Linked DNA regions of Homo sapiens: region 2 is linked to region 1. A link is a contact called in ENCODE Hi-C or POLR2A ChIA-PET data. All regions are on one chromosome and are shown on one strand. The core of a region is the stretch at or near the end of the contact, and the rest is flanking DNA. Distances in the headings are between cores, read along the strand shown.

The links. A loop is a pair of places that touch in the nucleus more often than their neighbours do. ChIA-PET counts read pairs that join two places held with the same protein, here RNA polymerase II (POLR2A). Pooled maps may share reads with other maps.
Region 2: a pooled map shows a loop between it and region 1 (4-fold over the local background). The contact joins two enhancer-like sites. A Hi-C loop is called at or near these places in 2 of 168 maps with a recorded cell type or tissue (GM12878 and endothelial cell of umbilical vein), 15 of 37 single-sample maps with no recorded cell type and 6 of 50 pooled maps. POLR2A ChIA-PET finds 5 or more read pairs at or near these places in 9 of 52 experiments (GM10248, GM12878, H1 and 6 more).

Annotation. Positions count from the first base shown.
Region 1 is chr3:172,065,280-172,068,034 of GRCh38, reverse strand. The region is part of intron 1 of FNDC3B (fibronectin type III domain containing 3B); the gene reads right to left. Among named protein-coding and RNA genes, the nearest start is that of FNDC3B, 27 kb to the right of the region's middle. Within about 2 kb of position 1,419, at least 5 of the 41 ENCODE cell types and tissues checked have a DNase peak (open chromatin) inside an H3K27ac peak, as active enhancers do; they include endothelial cell of umbilical vein, where a contact is called at or near this core.
Region 2 is chr3:172,151,991-172,154,690 of GRCh38, reverse strand. All of the region lies in intron 3 of FNDC3B (fibronectin type III domain containing 3B), which reads right to left. Among named protein-coding and RNA genes, the nearest start is that of FNDC3B, 110 kb to the right of the region's middle. RefSeq lists enhancers at 1,316-1,405, 1,118-1,412. Within about 2 kb of position 1,255, at least 36 of the 41 ENCODE cell types and tissues checked have a DNase peak (open chromatin) inside an H3K27ac peak, as active enhancers do; they include endothelial cell of umbilical vein, where a contact is called at or near this core.

The DNA.
Region 1 (2,755 bases), core at 170-2,669:
GTCGCCCTGTGACTGAGGTGGAGGAGTGGGGAGGTATGACAGGCAGTAGAGACACAGGGAGGCCATGTACAGCCCAGAGGGAGAAGATGATGATGGCCTGAACGTTCTCTGCTCTCAGGAGTCATAAGTATTCTACCATTAATTCCCAGAGGAAGTCTCTTCAAAACAGACAGGAGAAGGAAACACCTATAATAAGTCTTGCAGGTTAAGTGGCAGAGAAACAAACTGGTTTCCCTAGGTCTACAAAAGAGCCTGTTCTGTAGTACTAACTCTTGGACCACAAATCCCTAACAAGATGCAAACTTCTGAAGATTCTTAATGGGCCTGTTAAGTAATTTTTTTTTCAAGTGTGATGACATTTTGCTCCACTGATCCAGGTGCAAAGACTGTACCAAAAACCCACCAGAGACTTTGCTTCGTATAGGAAACTCTTGATGTAATTGTAGCTCTATGACTCACGGTAATTATCTTTTTAAAGAAACATAAAACACTAAGAAAGTGTACTTTTATTTTATGATCTTCTATAAAATAACAGCATTAGTATTTCATTCATAAGTGTAATAAAGTAACATCAAACAAGAAAAAAAGCAGAGTCCGACTCTGGTGCCTTAGTGAACGCAGAAAAGCCTCACAGATCAGATTTACAGTAAGCCAGACAAACTCATCTCCACACCACTTTCATCCTTCTCATCAAAAAGGTAGTAAGACTTCAAAAAGCACATCAATCAGGCCATTCTCGCTGTTTAAGACACAACCCCAAAAGAACTCAAACTAATTACAGCGCCACATTATATACAGAAAAATACCACTGCTGTCTGAATAATATCTAAACAGTGGAAATTTAAAAGGACAAAATTAGGAAGCAAAATAATAAAAGCCTAGAGGAGGATTTTGATAGCTCATGGAAGACTGGGTGAGGGTAGGAGACTGCGGACCAAGTCTTATATCTGCACAGGAGAAAGAACCAAGTTAGAAACCACTCTACATAAAGCAAGGAGGAAGAGCTGCAATCTGAGAAAAGGGTGATCTGGTACAAGACCCCTAAATCCACAATAAGAGAATATTGTGTATGTCTCAAAAAGAGAGTATTGTATATGTCTGCTACTGAACAACAGCAACAAAAATTTTTACACTTTTCAGTAAAAGTGCTTCAAAAGAGCTGCCTATGTTCACACACTCGTGCAACCAATTAAAAGTATAATAATCAAAATTAGTTCATTTTCAATGTATAGACCAGAATCTCAAAACAGATAAAAATTCCTTTCTGAAGTATGCAACTTAGTGTCACTTCTCCATGTGTAGCATTTTCTTCGAAAACACAAAACTTTGTTAATGTTCTTCTAACTCCCAAGTTACTCAGTAACCACAAGAGTAACTGAAAGCAGTCTGGGAACAGCAGCACGTAGATCCAGGTCTTAATCTGAGCCTTGTGACCAAGCTTTACTAAATGGCTCAACCCAGACAAGTCCTGAGTTTCCCAGAGGAAAATGAGCTTTATTTCCTGAAGCCTGTAGCCACCTCTGTCCTGAAAGGACAGGAAATTGTAGTCATTTTCGCCAAAACTATATGTAAACAGGCTGCAGAAGGGAGTTACCTAGATATTGCCTTGGGCAGATATTACCTCCCAAAGTCTCAGTTTTCTCATCAGGAAAATAGGAATCACATCGTTCCCCTTCCAGGGTTGATATGAAGGTACACAAGATCATATGTGGAATTTAAGATGCTCTAATGCCTAAAATGGCAAAACTTGGTGTTAGTATCATTATCGCCTCACTGCTCATCTCCCCAGGCCCACCTCCCACCCATATTGAACACCCAAACGTCATCATTACCCCTAGCAACCACAGAATCATGGGAAGACAGAACAGATGAAGTTTGGTAAGCTACTAAATAACAGTTGTGGGCTAACAGCCAGGTTATCAGACAAGCAAACGCAACCCAAATGAAGCTTCTTACCTGCATTTCTACATCAGCTACAATGGTCTTGGTGTATCTCTACATTCCAAGCCTTCATGCATCCTTTGTAAATACTAAGAATCAGGGGTATTTAGGTTGACAAAGTAACTACATTAACCACATAATCATACCTCTACATCATTATCACCAAGAACAACAGTATTCCAAATATTAGACTCATAACTCTAAAGCAACAATTTCCTCCCCTCACTCTCTGGGAAAAAAGAAAGAAAGAAAAACTTTGCAGAGGAATAAAGTGGGAAGCCAGTGTTCTAATATAAACATGACAAGCCCAATTCTATCACTGCAATATACTTTCTGACTTCAGTACAAAAATCTTTTCTGACCATCTGGAGCTACTCCAGGCATGAGGCCAAAACTTTGTAATTCCTTTTCAAAGTAAATGACAGATCAGTAACTGCCACGTTGCTAATGCACAGCCAAAGGGAGCACCTCATATCCTATTCAATGCTCCCTGGAGTTTTACACATATAGTAAAAACAAAGTGCTTCCAAATAAACCTGCCCACTTTCCAATATTCCAAACTGAACAGCGATCCTGTCACTTTTGAACAAGGCGGCATTTCTTCGGGTGTGATCCTATTACCCTATTTCACACACAGGAAGTAGGACTTCAAGTTTCACTAAAAAGTCATATCTACACTAAAATGAATCCTATGTATGTCCACTACTATTTCAGTTCTCCAGAAATGGCACATAGGAGTCTACCAAAAATTTTTTTTCTTTTGAGTCGGAGTCTAGCTCTGTCACCCAGGCTGGAGTGCAGTGGCACGATCTCA
Region 2 (2,700 bases), core at 6-2,505, 87 kb before region 1:
AAGTATGCGGGAGTGTGGAATGGTCAGGGGAAGAGTTTCCAGGGCCACTACTAAAAGAAAGATGAGCAGCTGGGCTCCGGCCTCTCTGCCCTCAGTCAGCTCCACCTGCACGTTTTGTACAGTGGGCTTTCAGGTGGGAGTAACTGAAGACAAAGTTCTACGATCACTTCTTAGAAGAAACCATAGCCTGGGCACGGTGGCTCATGACTGTAATCCCAGCACTTTGGGAGGCGGAGGACGGCGGATCACGAGGTCAGGACCATCCTGGCCAACATGGTGAAACCCCGTCTCTACTAAAAATACAAAAATTAGCTGGGCATGGTGGCACGCACCTGTAGTCCCAGCTACTCGGGAGGCTGAGGCAGGAGAATGGCTTGAACCCAGAAGGTGGAGGTTGCAGTGCACCAAGATTGCAACATTGCACTCCAGCCTGGTGACAGAGCAAGACTCTGTCTCAAAAAAAAAGAAACCATTAACGGTCTCGATCAGATTACAATTAAAGTCCCATCTCACTCTAAAATTCTGTGATACTATGACTTTTGGGGGGCCTATTAGAAGACAGTAACAAGGAGCTGTCCTGGATGCCTTCAAATAAGCAAACTCAAAAAATATTCAGTAGTGGCTGAAACAAGCGCTTATCGAGCATCAAGCGGGAAGCTGACAGCACTGAAGGGAAAACTAGGCCACAGGATTTGCTCCTGAGCAGTTTCTCAGAGTCCTTTTCTCCAGTTCCTACCAAGTTGAGGGAACTTTTTCCACCAAGACACAAACTCTAGTCTTTTGGTTTAGGTTTTTGTTTCTTTACTACCTGTCTGCAGGATAGGGCTAAGAGCTCACATCGCCACCAACCTGTGCAACAGTGTGGCTGTGAAGGCTGCAGTCCAGTCTGGCCTCCTCAAAGCATCCTCTCAGATGTTTGAGACAGACTGGGGCTTACCCCAGAAGGTAACTCCTGCTGATAAGAAATCCTTCCTAGGGCCAAACAAATCACTGTTTGACTCTTGAGGCATTCTTCACTCCTGTTTTTCTTCCTCCTCCTTCCTTCCTATAAGAAAGGTGTCTTTTAAGTATATCTACCAGGAAACCTGAATAGTTAGGCGCTTTCCCCTCTGAATTTGTTCCGTATCCCGCTGGTGATTCATGCCCCCAGCCTGCTCCTTCCTCAGTACACTGAGGTGGCTCTGTTCTGCTCAGTTGTGGGAGGCCACGTCAGCAGGAAACAGCACTGGCTGCCAGGTCACATTCAAGACAGTCTGGAGCAAGGCAGCGTGCAGCACATGCAGGACAGAGGCCGCCTCTGTGGTTTCTCCCAAGTGCAGGGAGCACTCGGCTTGGAAAAAAAGGCTGGCCTCTGAGCACTACAGCAACACCAGCTCAGGGGAGACACAGAATACTATCTTTGAGACTTTCCCCGTTTTTCAATGTTCCCCAGATATTCCCAGCTCTAGAGTTATTATTTTCTCTTCTTCTCCTTTTCTTAGAGGGCTTACTGTACTGTATCCAAATTCACATTTGGAAAAGGCTGCCACAAGCCAAATCAAACTTCATCGTGGCTTTCTGGCTCCCAAGCCCGACAGAGGAAATTCTGCACACCCCATCAACCAATCTCAGCGGTCCCGACACCCATGAGTCAGGATGGAAAACCTGACCCAGGGGCCGACACAGAAAAGTGGTCACTACAGGCCTTTTTCCTTCTAAACACATACGGTAAACACAGTAAACAAAGAAGCCATGCCAGATGTCATCATAATACCTCACAGGATGGATTCACGACAAGCAGCAAATGAATTGTTCTGTGCAAAGAGACAATGACAATACCACATTTCACGTAGCTGGCCCAGTGAGTCCAAAATCAATCCTCATGTAAACCAACATGATTAAGGGGAAAGAGCTGAAATAGCAGGGCTCCTAGGCACCTGGATTCCTAAGCATTTAATTTGTTGCAAATTTCAAACAGGGGTCCCGTGAAAAGAAGAAGTGTGATTTTTTTCAGAAACTTTGTAAGTTGAGCACGTTCCCCTCTGCTATCAGGGGAAGGGCTCTTAAAAGACAGCCCCAATGTCAAAACCTTCTCTCCAAAAATACCAGGTTTGAAGAAAAAAAAAAAAAAAAGCCCTTCCCATGGAGAATGTGAGTGGCAGAAACAGGAGAAAAAACAGGAAACAGGAGGTGAAGACAGGGAGTAGTTGAGGACATGAAGGGTACGGAGAATGGGCAATGGATGGAGAACGGACAGGAAGCAATGCAACACACCCGTGGAAACACAGCAAAGGCAGTCTGATTCTGATCCTGATTCTGACAATTTTGCCAGGCACTGCGCTACTACTTAGAAGGCGTTAAGTACCCCATACATACACACAGAAACCCAAATGCAAAAGGAGTGGGGAGTGAAGGGGTGAGGCTTCTAAGAGAGGTCTACAGCAATATGGGCATGAAGAGTGAGCCAGTAAAGGGAGAAAACCACACAGAGCCAGGAGGCCACCTATGGCTGCAAAACCAGCGATTTTTGTGAAGAGGAATTGGCAGCCAAAACAAACCGAAATGTTATATAGGTACTTAGAGAGTTGGTGATGTAAAAGGTATTCCTTTTTATTTCCAGTCATTTGTGAACATGAAGAAGCCTGACAGACCCTCTAAAGTGAGCGGCCAATTCATCAAACCTGGTGATCAGACAGGGACTGAGTATCCACAAGTGGATAT